Linked DNA regions of Homo sapiens: region 2 is linked to region 1. A link is an interaction called in ENCODE POLR2A ChIA-PET data of the cell type or tissue named here. Cell type or tissue: B cell. All regions are shown on one strand. Each heading gives the region's core, and the rest is flanking DNA. Links, peaks and the distances in the headings are about the cores only. Region 1 overlaps TUT4 (terminal uridylyl transferase 4). Region 2 overlaps SHISAL2A (shisa like 2A).

The links. ChIA-PET counts read pairs that join two places held together with the same protein. Peaks named below come from ENCODE experiments on the same cell type or tissue, not always from the same donor. Only the 100,000 strongest peaks of a DNase experiment are listed, where the experiment ranks them.
Region 2: POLR2A ChIA-PET joins it to region 1 with 5 read pairs; 3 of 35 experiments call an interaction of 5 or more read pairs at or near these places.

The regions. Positions count from the first base shown.
Region 1 is chr1:52,518,216-52,523,571 of GRCh38, forward strand. The region is part of intron 2 of TUT4 (terminal uridylyl transferase 4); the gene reads right to left. Among named protein-coding and RNA genes, the nearest start is that of TUT4, 32 kb to the right of the region's middle. In B cell, for the core only: no CTCF peak of the experiment used is centred there; no DNase peak of the experiment used is centred there.
Region 2 is chr1:52,643,334-52,648,717 of GRCh38, forward strand. The region is part of intron 2 of SHISAL2A (shisa like 2A); the gene reads left to right. Among named protein-coding and RNA genes, the nearest start is that of SHISAL2A, 13 kb to the left of the region's middle. In B cell, for the core only: no CTCF peak of the experiment used is centred there; a DNase peak (open chromatin) is centred at 3,316; H3K27ac peaks cover 1,752 bases.

The DNA.
Region 1 (5,356 bases), core at 357-5,356:
ACAAAATGTGGCATTGGTATACAATGGAATATTATTCAGGTGTCATAGTCAGCTCAGGCTGCCACAACAAAATACTACAGACTGGGTGGCTTAAACAACAGAAATTTATTTTCTCATAGTTCTGGAGACTGGAAAGTCAAAGATCAAGGTGTCAGCAAGGTCACTGTCTGGTGAGGGCTCTCTCCTGGGTTGCAAACAGCCACCTTCTTGCTGTGTGTTCACATGGCCTTTCCTTATAGGACAGAGGTTCTCTCTTCTCCTTTTTTATAAGGCCAGATTAGGACCTCACCATTATGACCTCATTTAACCTTAATTACCACCTCAAAGCCCTGTTTCCAAATACAATTATGTTGGAGGTTAGGGCCTCAACATATGAATTTGGGAGGGGACATAATCCAGTCCATAACAACAGCCTTAAAAAGGAATGAGGTACTGATACACGTTACAACATGGATAAACCTTAAAAACATGACACTAAATGAAAGCCAGACACAGAAGACCACATATTGTATGATTTCATTTCTATGAAATATTTAGAATAGGCAAATACATAGAAACAGAAAGTGTATTAGTAGTTGCCAGAGGCTGGGGAAAGTGGGGAATGGGGAGTAACTCTTAATGGGCATGGGGTTTCCTTTTGGGATGATGAAATTAGACACTAGTTATGACTGTGCAACACTGTGAATGTACTTAGTGTCACTGAATTGTATACTTTAAAATGGTTAAGATGGTAAAATCTTACATGTATTTATCACCAAAAAACTTAAATATAGAGTTAGCATACAACTAGCAATTCCATTTCTAAATATATATACTGAAAAAATGAAAACATACATCCACACAAAAACTTTTACACAAATGTTCAGAACAGCATTATTCAGAATAATCAAAAGATGGAAACAATCCAAATATCCATCAACTGATGAATGGACAAACAAAATGTAATATATCCATATAATGCAATACTATTCGGCAATAAAAGGGAATGACGTACTAATACATGCCATAACATGAATTAACTTTGAAAAAAATATGCTAAGCCAAATAAGGCAGGCACAACAGGCCACATATTGTATTATTTCATTTATATAAAATAGGTACATCTAAAGAGAAAGAAAGTAGATTCATGGTTGTCAGTGGGGAGGAGGAGCGGGTAATGAATAGTGACTGCTAATGGGTATGGAGTTTCTTTGTAGAGTGATGAAAATGTTCAGAATTAGATAGTGATGGCAGCGCAATTTTGTGAATATAATAAAAACTACTGAACACTTAATACTTAGATTTTTAGTAAAATATTCTTTTTTTTTTTTTGAGACGGAGTTTCGCTCTTGTTGCCCAGACTGGAGTGCAGTGGTGCAATCTCGGCTCACTGCAACCTCTGCCTCCCAGGTTCAAGCGATTCTCCTGCCTCAGCCTCCCAAGAAGCTGGGATTACAGGCATGCGCCACCACGCCCAGCTAATTTTGTATTTTTAGTAGAGACGGGGTTTCGCCATGTTGGCCAAGCTGTTTTCGAACCCCTGACCACAGGTGATCCACTCGCCTCTGCCTCCCAAAGTGCTGGGATTACAGGCGCGAGCCACTGCACCTGGCCTTGAATACTTAGATTTTTTAAATAAAAAAAATTGACCCAACAGCAAGACAGAAGTATATACTTTAAAAGGATGAATTTTATGACATATAAATCCCAGCTACTTGGGAGGCTGAGGCAGGAGAATTGCTTGAACCCGGGAGGCGGTGGTTGAAGTGAGCTGAGATCACGCCACTGCACTCCAGCCTGGGCATCAGAGTGAGACCCTATCTCAAAAAAAGAAGGCAAAGGAAGTTTAAGAGAGCTAGCCATATGGACATTTGGGGAATGAGTGTTTGACGCAGAGGAAAAAGCAAATGCAAAGTTCCTCATATGGATATCTATCTTCTCAGTTGAGGAAATTCAAGAAAACTATGCGGATGGAGCAGAGAGAAAGGGTGAGAAGTAAACAAATGAGGGCAAGGCAGAGAAATAGGGGAGTGTCACAGATCGTGTAAGGCTCTACTAGCCACTGTAAGAACACTAGCTTTTACTCTGATGGATGGAAAGCCACTGAAACACTCTAAATACTAGTAATGTGATCTGACTCATTTTAACAGGATCATTCTGCTTACTATACTGAAAACACAATGAAGGGTGATGTAAGTGAAAGTAAGATGAGTTGGTGCAGGCTGCTTGAAAGCATTATCTTGACCAGCAGCATCAGCATCACTTGGGAGCTTATTAGAAATCCAATTTATCAGGCCTTATCCTAGGCTTTCTGAATCAAAACACTCTGGAAATGAGACCCAAGACTCTGCATTTTAATATGAATCCCAAACAATTCATATACACATTAAAGTTTGAGAAACCCAGATCAAGAACACTCTCTCCTCAAATATTCACCTGGCTGGTTCACCTCTTTCCTTCAAGTATTTGCTCTAATGTCACTTTCTCATTGACACTTTAACTCCACCAATACCAACAGTAGCATCATTCCCTATGTCGTTCCTATTTCATTTTTCTCAAAGGATTTAAAACCACCTTACTTAACTTACTCTCTATATTTTATTTTCTTTTTTTTTGAGATGGAGTTTCGCTCTTGGTGTCCAAGCTGGGGTGCAATGACGCGATCTCAGCTCACTGCAACCTCCGCCTCCCAGGTTCAAGCAATTCTCCTGCCTCAGCCTCCCGAGTAGCTGGTGCTACAGGCACACGCCACCATACCTGGCTAGTTTTTTGTATTTTTAGTAGAAACGGGATTTCACCATGTTAGCCAGGCTGGTCTTGAACTCCTGACCTCAGGTGATCCGCCTGCCTCGGCCTCCCAAAGTGCTGGGATTACAGGCGTGAGCCACCGTGCCCGGCCAACTTACTACATATTTTTCTTATTTATTGTGTTTGTTATCTGTTTCATCCCACTAGAAGATTAACTCCATAAGAGTGGAATTATCGGTTCCATCACTTATATATTCCTAATGACTAGTTCAGTTCCTGGCATGTAGTGGACACCAAAAAACAAAATTTTATTGAATGAATGAATAAATGACAAAAAGAAAAATGATGTGCCAGGTGGGAGCTGAAGTTAGGCCTAATGGAGAAGACTGAGATCAATCAAATTTCTATATAACCTATCAAGTCCAAATAGATAATGATCTAGCCATGTATGGTAGCTCATGCCTATAATCCCAGCACTTTGGGAGGCCGAGGCAGGCAGATGGCTTGAGGTCAGGAGTTCAAGACCAGCCTGGCTAACATGGTGAAACCCCATCTTTACTAAAAATACAAAAATTAGCCGGGTGTAGTGGTACACGCCTGCAGTCCCAGCTACTCAGGAGGCTGAAGGACAAGAATCACTTAAGCCCAGGAGGTAGAAGTTACAGTGAGCTGTGATCGCGCCACTGCACTCCAGCCTGGGTGACAGGGTGACTCTGTCTCAAAAAACAACAAAAAAAAGACAGCTGGACACAGTGGCTCACGCCTGTAATCCCAGCACTTTGGGAGGCCAAGGTGGGTGGATCACAAGGTCAGGAGTTCAAGACCAGCCTGATCAACATGGTGTAACCCCATTTCTACTAAAAATACAAAAATTAGCCAGGTGTGGTGGCATGCACCTGTAAATCCCAGCTACTCAGGAGGCTGAGGCAGGAGAATCACTTGAACCCGGGAGGTGGAGGTTGCAGTGAGCCAAGATCATACCACTGCACTCCAGCCAGGGCAAAAGAGCAAGACTCTGTCTCCAAAAAAAAAGATAATGATCTAGATATAAAGGTTTTACTGTATTTATTTCACTGAGAATCAATCTAATAAGAAATCATTAATTCAAACATTATTAATTTGGATGTTTTCATATGGGAAAAAAAGAAGTGCTAAACAATTACGTATAAACATGACTTCAAGGCTAATACTATACATATCATATTATACATGAATTTAAAGAGAATTCTTTAAAACATGAGAAGCACTTACTTATGAAAAATGACTGTATACTACAAATCATTTTTATTAATTTGTTATACCAAGTTTCCCAAAAGAACCTCTACTTGGTCTACTAGCTTCCTTAAGCTAGCTTCCTGAAACTAGTTCAACTCATTCTCCATGTTAACAAGTAAAAACTGCATTTAATTGGAGTAATATAATAAGTGATAGTCATTGCCATTGCATGCCCACGTGTCCGGTACTACATGAAACCCTCTACTGGATTATTTCACTTAATCTTCATAACATAGGCAGCAGCATCTCCACTTTTTTAAAAATGAGAAAACATATTTTTCAGTGATAAGCAGTTTATTGAAGGTTACAAAGTAAGTAAAGAAGCTGGAATTCAAAACCCATGCAATTTCACTCCAGAGCCCATATTCTTAACTATCTCTCTATGTCATCTCAATTATTTTGTTGACTTTAAAAGAAAATAATCTTTGGCCAGGGCAGTGGCTCATGCCTGTAATCCCAGCACTTTGGGAGGCTGAGGCAGGCGGATCACCTGAGGTCAGGAGTCTGAGATCAGCCTGGCCAACATGGCGAAACCCCATCTCCAGTAAAAATACAAAAATTAGCTGGGCGTGGTGGCAGGCGCCTACAGTCCCAGCTACTTGGGAGGCTGAGGTAGGAGAATCGCTTGAACTCAGAGGCAGAGGTTGCAGTGAGCCTAGATCACACCACTGCACTCCACCCTGGACAACAGAGTGAAGCTCTGTCTCAAAAAATAAATAATCTTTAAATCATGTTTTTCACCAATTCAAATAACAAGACCCTTAACTATCTTTTTTTTTTTTTTTTTTTTTTTGAGACAGACTCTCGCTCTGTCATCCAGGCTGGAGTGCAGTGGCGCGATCCTGGCTCACTGCAACCTCCATCTCCTTGGTTCAGGCAATTCTCCTGCCTCAGCCTCCCGAGTAGCTTAGATTACAGGCATGTGCCACCACACCCGGCTGATTTTTCTATTTTTAGTAGAGATGGGATTTCACCATGTTGGCCAGGCTGGTCTCGACCTCCTGACCTCAGGTGATCCATGCACCTCGGCGTCCCAAAGTGCTGGGATTACAGGCATGAGCCACCGCGCCTGGCCAATTAAGTGACCTTAAACACCACTATTTACTGGCCCGGTGTAGTGGCTCATGCCTGTAATCCCAGCACTTTGGGAGGTCAAGGTGGGGGTATCACTTGAGGCCAAGAGTTCAAGACCAGCTTAGCCAACACAGTGAAACCCAGTCTCTACTAAAAATATAGAATTAGCCAGGCATGGTGGCGCACACCTGTAGTCCCAGCTGATGCAGGAGAATTGCTTGAACGTGGGAGGCAGAAGTTGCAGTGGAGCCAAGTTCACACCACTGCACTCCAGCCGGGG
Region 2 (5,384 bases), core at 256-5,255, 130 kb after region 1:
TAATTTTTAAAATCTGCTGCTTCCAAACTCATAATTTATCAGAAACGAAATACAAGCGCTTTTATTGTGTGTATGCGTTTTTTTAAATAATCTGATGTTCCAGACTACCCATTTCTTCATTAGTATAGGTTATCAAGTGCCTCTAAGGGGCCAAAAATAAAGTGTTGCTTTTTCACAAGCCTTTTTTGCACACATTTTGACAACATCCTGAAAGATATTATGAAAGATACAAGTCTCTGGGCTAGGCGCGGTGGCTCACGCCTGTAATCCCAGCACTTTGGGAGGCCGAGGCAGGCGGATCATGAGGTCAGGAGTTCAAGACCAGCATGACCAACATGGTGAAACCCTGTCTCTACTAAAAATACAAAAATTAGCCAGGCATGGTGGCAGGCGCCTATAATCCCAGCTACTCAGGAGGCTGAGGCAGGAGAATCGCTTGAACCTGGGAGATGGAGGTTGCAGTGAGCCGAGATGGCGCCATTGCACTCCAGCCTGGGCGACAGAGTGAGACTGTCTCAGAAAGAAAGAAAGAAAGAAAGAGAGAAAGAGAGAGAGAGAGAGGGAGGGAGGGAGGGAAGGAGGGAGTAAGGAAGGGAGAGAAAGAGAAAGGAAGGAAGGAAGGGAGGAAGGAAGTCTCTATTGGCAAAAGATCTTTCAGTATAGTTTGGTAGCCAATGCTCAAAATAGGTATTATTAAATCCATTTTACAGATGAGAAAAGCAAGACTGAAAGAGTTTTGATGACTTGCTTAAGGTGTCATAGCTAATAAGTGGTGGGCTGAAATACAGCTCACATCTGTCTGCCTCGAGTCACCATACTGGGTATGTGCAAGTATATAACTAAGCACAAAATTGTTTGATACAAAGTGTAGGGAAGATTTCAAACAGGGAAGGATACTTGAGTTAGTGTTGAGTTTAGTGAAGAAGTTGCTAAGGCAAAAAAAAAGGAGAAAGGCTGTCCCAGCATAGGGTAAGTAGTGGGTACATGTGTGTGGACCGGACTGAGTGAGCCCTCTGCAGTGACAGGGTCATTCACACTGGGCACCACAGGGAATAAGGCCAGGCAGCCTGGGGGAGAAATTTAAGCTAAGCAAAAGAAGTAAGGGTGACAGCCGGTTGTAGTGGCTCATGCCTGTAATCCCAGCACTTTGGGAGGCCAAGGGAGGTGGATCACCTGAGGTCAGGAGTTCAAGACCAGCCTGGCCAACATGGCAAAACCCTGTCTCTACTAAAAATACAAAATTAGCTGGGTGTGGTGGCAGGCACCTGTAATCCCAGCTACTCGGGAGGCTGAGGCAGGAGAATCGCTTGAACCCGGGAGGCGGAGGTTGCAGCAAGCCAAGATTGTGCCATTGCACTCCAGCCTGGGAGACAGAGCAAGACCGTGTCTCAGAAAAAAGTGGGGCCGGGTGCAGTGGCTCATGCCTGTAATCCCAGCACTTTGGGAGGCCAGGGCGGGCGGATCACAAGATCAGGAGATCGAGACCATCCTGGCTAATGCGGTGAAAACATGTCTCTACTAAAAATACAAAAAATTAGCTGGGCTTGGTGGTGGGCGCCTGTAGTCCCAGCTACTCAGGAGGCTGAGGCAGGAGAATGGCGTGAACCCGGGAGGCGGAGCTTGCAGTGAGCAGAAATTGCGCCACTGCACTCCAGCCTGGGCAACAGAGCAAGACTCTGTCTCCAAAAAAAAAAAAAAAAAGAAGAAGAAGAAGAAGTAAGGGTGACAGGAGGCATCGGGGAGGTAGAAGGGGCAAGGTGGGTAGTAGCTAAGTCTCAGAGAAAGAGAGGGCTGAATGCCATCATTTGTAAACACGAATTTTCCAAGTTAACAATAAAAATACAACAAGCAACAGCACAAGAACCCTTCTCAGATCCTGATGACTGTGAATAATCCAGCTGTGACTGAGCAGCAAAAAGCAGGAGGGGTCACTTTTGAGGGTGGAAGGATTCAGCTGGCTCCTCTTGGAGTGAGAAAGACCTGAGAGGCAGTGGCAGGGGAAAAGAAAAACGTCTGCACATAGAACCAGCCTGGTGGAGACCAGAGACAACTGAGGCTTCAACGTTTTGTTTTGTTTTGTTTTGTTTTGTTTGAGACAAGGTCTCACTCCAGTTGCCCAGGCTGGAATGCAGTGGCGTAATCATGGCTCACTGCAGCCTTGCACTCCGGGGCTCAGGTGATTCTCCCACCTCATTCTCCTGAATAGCAGGACTACAGGTGCGTAGCACCACACCTGGCTAATTTTTTGTATTTTTAGTAGAGATGGAGTTTCACCGTCCTGCTCAGGCTAGTCTCAAACTCCTGGCCTCAAGCAATCCACCTGCCTTGGCCTCCCAAAGTGCTGGGATTACAGGTGTGAGCCACCACACCCAGCTGGTTTCAACTTTTATAGAGGTCAATGAAAGACATAAAAGAACCTGACTATATGGGAGATATGGCACATATGTGGATAGAAAGGCTCAATATCATAGAAATGCCAGTTCTTCCTAAATTAACCTATACATAAAAATAAATAAAAATGTTTCATGGAATTTGTCAAATTAATTCTAAAGTTAATCTAGAGGCATACAGGTGCAAGAATGAACAACACAATTTTGGAAAACAAAGAAGAGGAGGGACTTGCTCTATCAGGCAGCAGGACATTTTTTAAAATAAAGGATTTCTGTTTAAAAATATAAGTTTTGTGATATTGGCACAGAAATTGACAAATAGAATTGGGCAATGCAGTGGTTTTAAACTGAGTACAAATTTGTTCCCCTAGGACAATTGGCAATGTATGTAAACATTTTTGGTTGTCACATTCGGGGAAGGGATACTATTGATAACTATTGGTAGAGGCCAGGGATGCTGTTTAACAGCCTACAATAAAGAGGACAGTACCTCACAACAAAGAATTATCTGGCCCAAAATGTCAATAGTACCAGTTGAGAAACCCTAGAGTAGAGAATAGAGTACTAAAGTTGAAAAACCTAGAATAGAAAGAGTCCAGAAACAGACTAATAAAAATATAGGAATTTGTATAAAATGTATAATTTTCTAAAAAATAAAGGAAAAGATTGGCAAATGTCCCTACATCAAGTACAAATAATATGACACTGTATGTGAAGTTAAAAAACAAATGATGGGCTGCAAAGATATTATATTACATTAAATATCTATACACACACACACACACACACACACACACACACACACAATTAGTCCTCATATTCTCCAATTCTGTATTTGCAAATTTCCCTACTTGCTAAAATTTACTTGTAACGTCAGCATCAATACTCAAGGCAATTCTGAGGTCATTTGTAAATGTGGGCACACACAGAGTAGCAAAAAATTTGATTTACACATGTATCCTAGGTGATATTGAATAAGGTATGCTCTGCCTTCTCTTTGCAGCTCTCATGGTACAAGCAAGTGTCTTTTTCTCAGTCTATTTAGTGCCATGGTTTTTGTATTTTTTTATTTTTAATGGGTGATTTCACTGTTTTGTTTTGGTTTATTTTTATTTTCATTTTTTGAGATGGAGTCTTGCTCTGTCGCCCAGGCTAGAGTGCGGTGGTGCGATCTCAGCTCACTGCCACTTCCGTCTCCCAGGTTCAAGCAATTCTCCTGCCTCAGCCTCTCAAGTAGCTGAGACTACAGGCACCCAACATCATGCCCAGCTAATTTTTTTTTGTATTTTTAGTAGACACAGAGTTTCGTTATATTGGCCAGGCTGGTCTTGAATTACTGAACTTAGGTGATATGCCTGCCTTGGCCTCCCAAAGTGCTGGGATTACAGGTGTGAGCCACTGTACCTGGCCTGTTTTTGTTTGTTTTAGAGACATGAGTTTTAGGTTATAGTGCTGTTGGCCATGAGTTCAATGTTAATGAATCAATAACATATTAAATAAGGTCACTTTAAACAGAAACACACATAGAAAAACAAAGTTACATATTGATCAGTTGACAAAAATGTGACCAGAGGCTCACAGGAACATAACCTTGTATTTCCCCTAGGAGCAATAATTCAGTATTTGTTAATTTAGTGTTTGCTGTGACTTTGTAGAATATAACTACCGTGAATAATGAGAATCAACTGTATATAAAACAAGGCAGTATTGATATAAGTACACCTTAAAAGATAAGAAAAATGTAATTTGTTAAAAAAGAAATGCAAATGCCCAATGCACAGGAAAAGATGCTCAACATTACTAATAATCAGGGGAATGCAATTCAAAAATGATACATCCAGGCCAGGCACTGTGGCTCACACCTATAATCTCAGCACTTAGGGAGGTGGAGGCGGGCAGATCACTTGAGGTCAGAAGTTCGAGACCAGCCTGGCCAACATGGTGAAACCCATCCCTACAAAAAATACAAAAATTAGCCAGACATAGTGGCACATGCCTGTAGATCCAGCTACCTGGGGAGCTAAAGTGGGAGGATTGCTTGAGGCCAGGAGGTGGAGACTGCAGTGAGCCAGGATCGGCCACTGCACTCCAGCCTGGGCGACAGATCAAGACCCTGTCTCAAAAAAAAAAAGAAAAAAAGAAAAATCTTTATTAAAAAAAAAAAATTACATTGGCAAATTGGCAAAAGCCCAAAAATGTATCATATTAAAAGTGAGAAGGTTGGAAGGTTGGGATGGGGGAAGCAGGTACTCTCATATACTGCTGGTAAGAGTATGCATTGGTACGACCACTTTACAGAGAATTTTGGCAATATCTATTTAAATAATATATATAATTATATATTAATATATCATATAATTATATATTAACATATCTAATATATAATTATATATAATATATTTCATTATTACATAATTAATTATCAATATTATATAATTGTTAGTTTTATATATATACCCTGTTACTCAGTAATTCTACTTCTAATTAGCTGCCTTAAATAGTTGCATTAGGAGAGGCTTTGTAAAGACAGACATCTTAAGAACCTGTCATATTGGAAACTAAATGTCCATAGGTAGAGGAATGGATCATAAACTGTGGTATAATAGAATAATTAAATATTGATACAATATAGGCAAAAGGAATGAACTAGCTCTAAATGTACCATATTATTTGCTCTTTATGGTAACTGGGTAGGGTATAGATCATGCTATTACTTTCATTTTACAGATGAGGAAACTGAGACCCAAAGTCACCGAATGAGTGACAGAGCCAACTCTCCCCTTCACCCTCCTTCCTCTCCTTATCCCTGTTGCTGTGAAAGGGGCATCCCTACAATGTGCCAGACACTGTTTGAAATTTCACACACACCATCTCCTCTAATCTTTCCAGCTATCCCAGTGAGGTAGGTCTCATTATAACCCAGTTTACAGATGCAAAAATCAGGTCTCAGAGAGCTTAGATGATTTGCACAAGGGTCATACATAGCTTGTGATT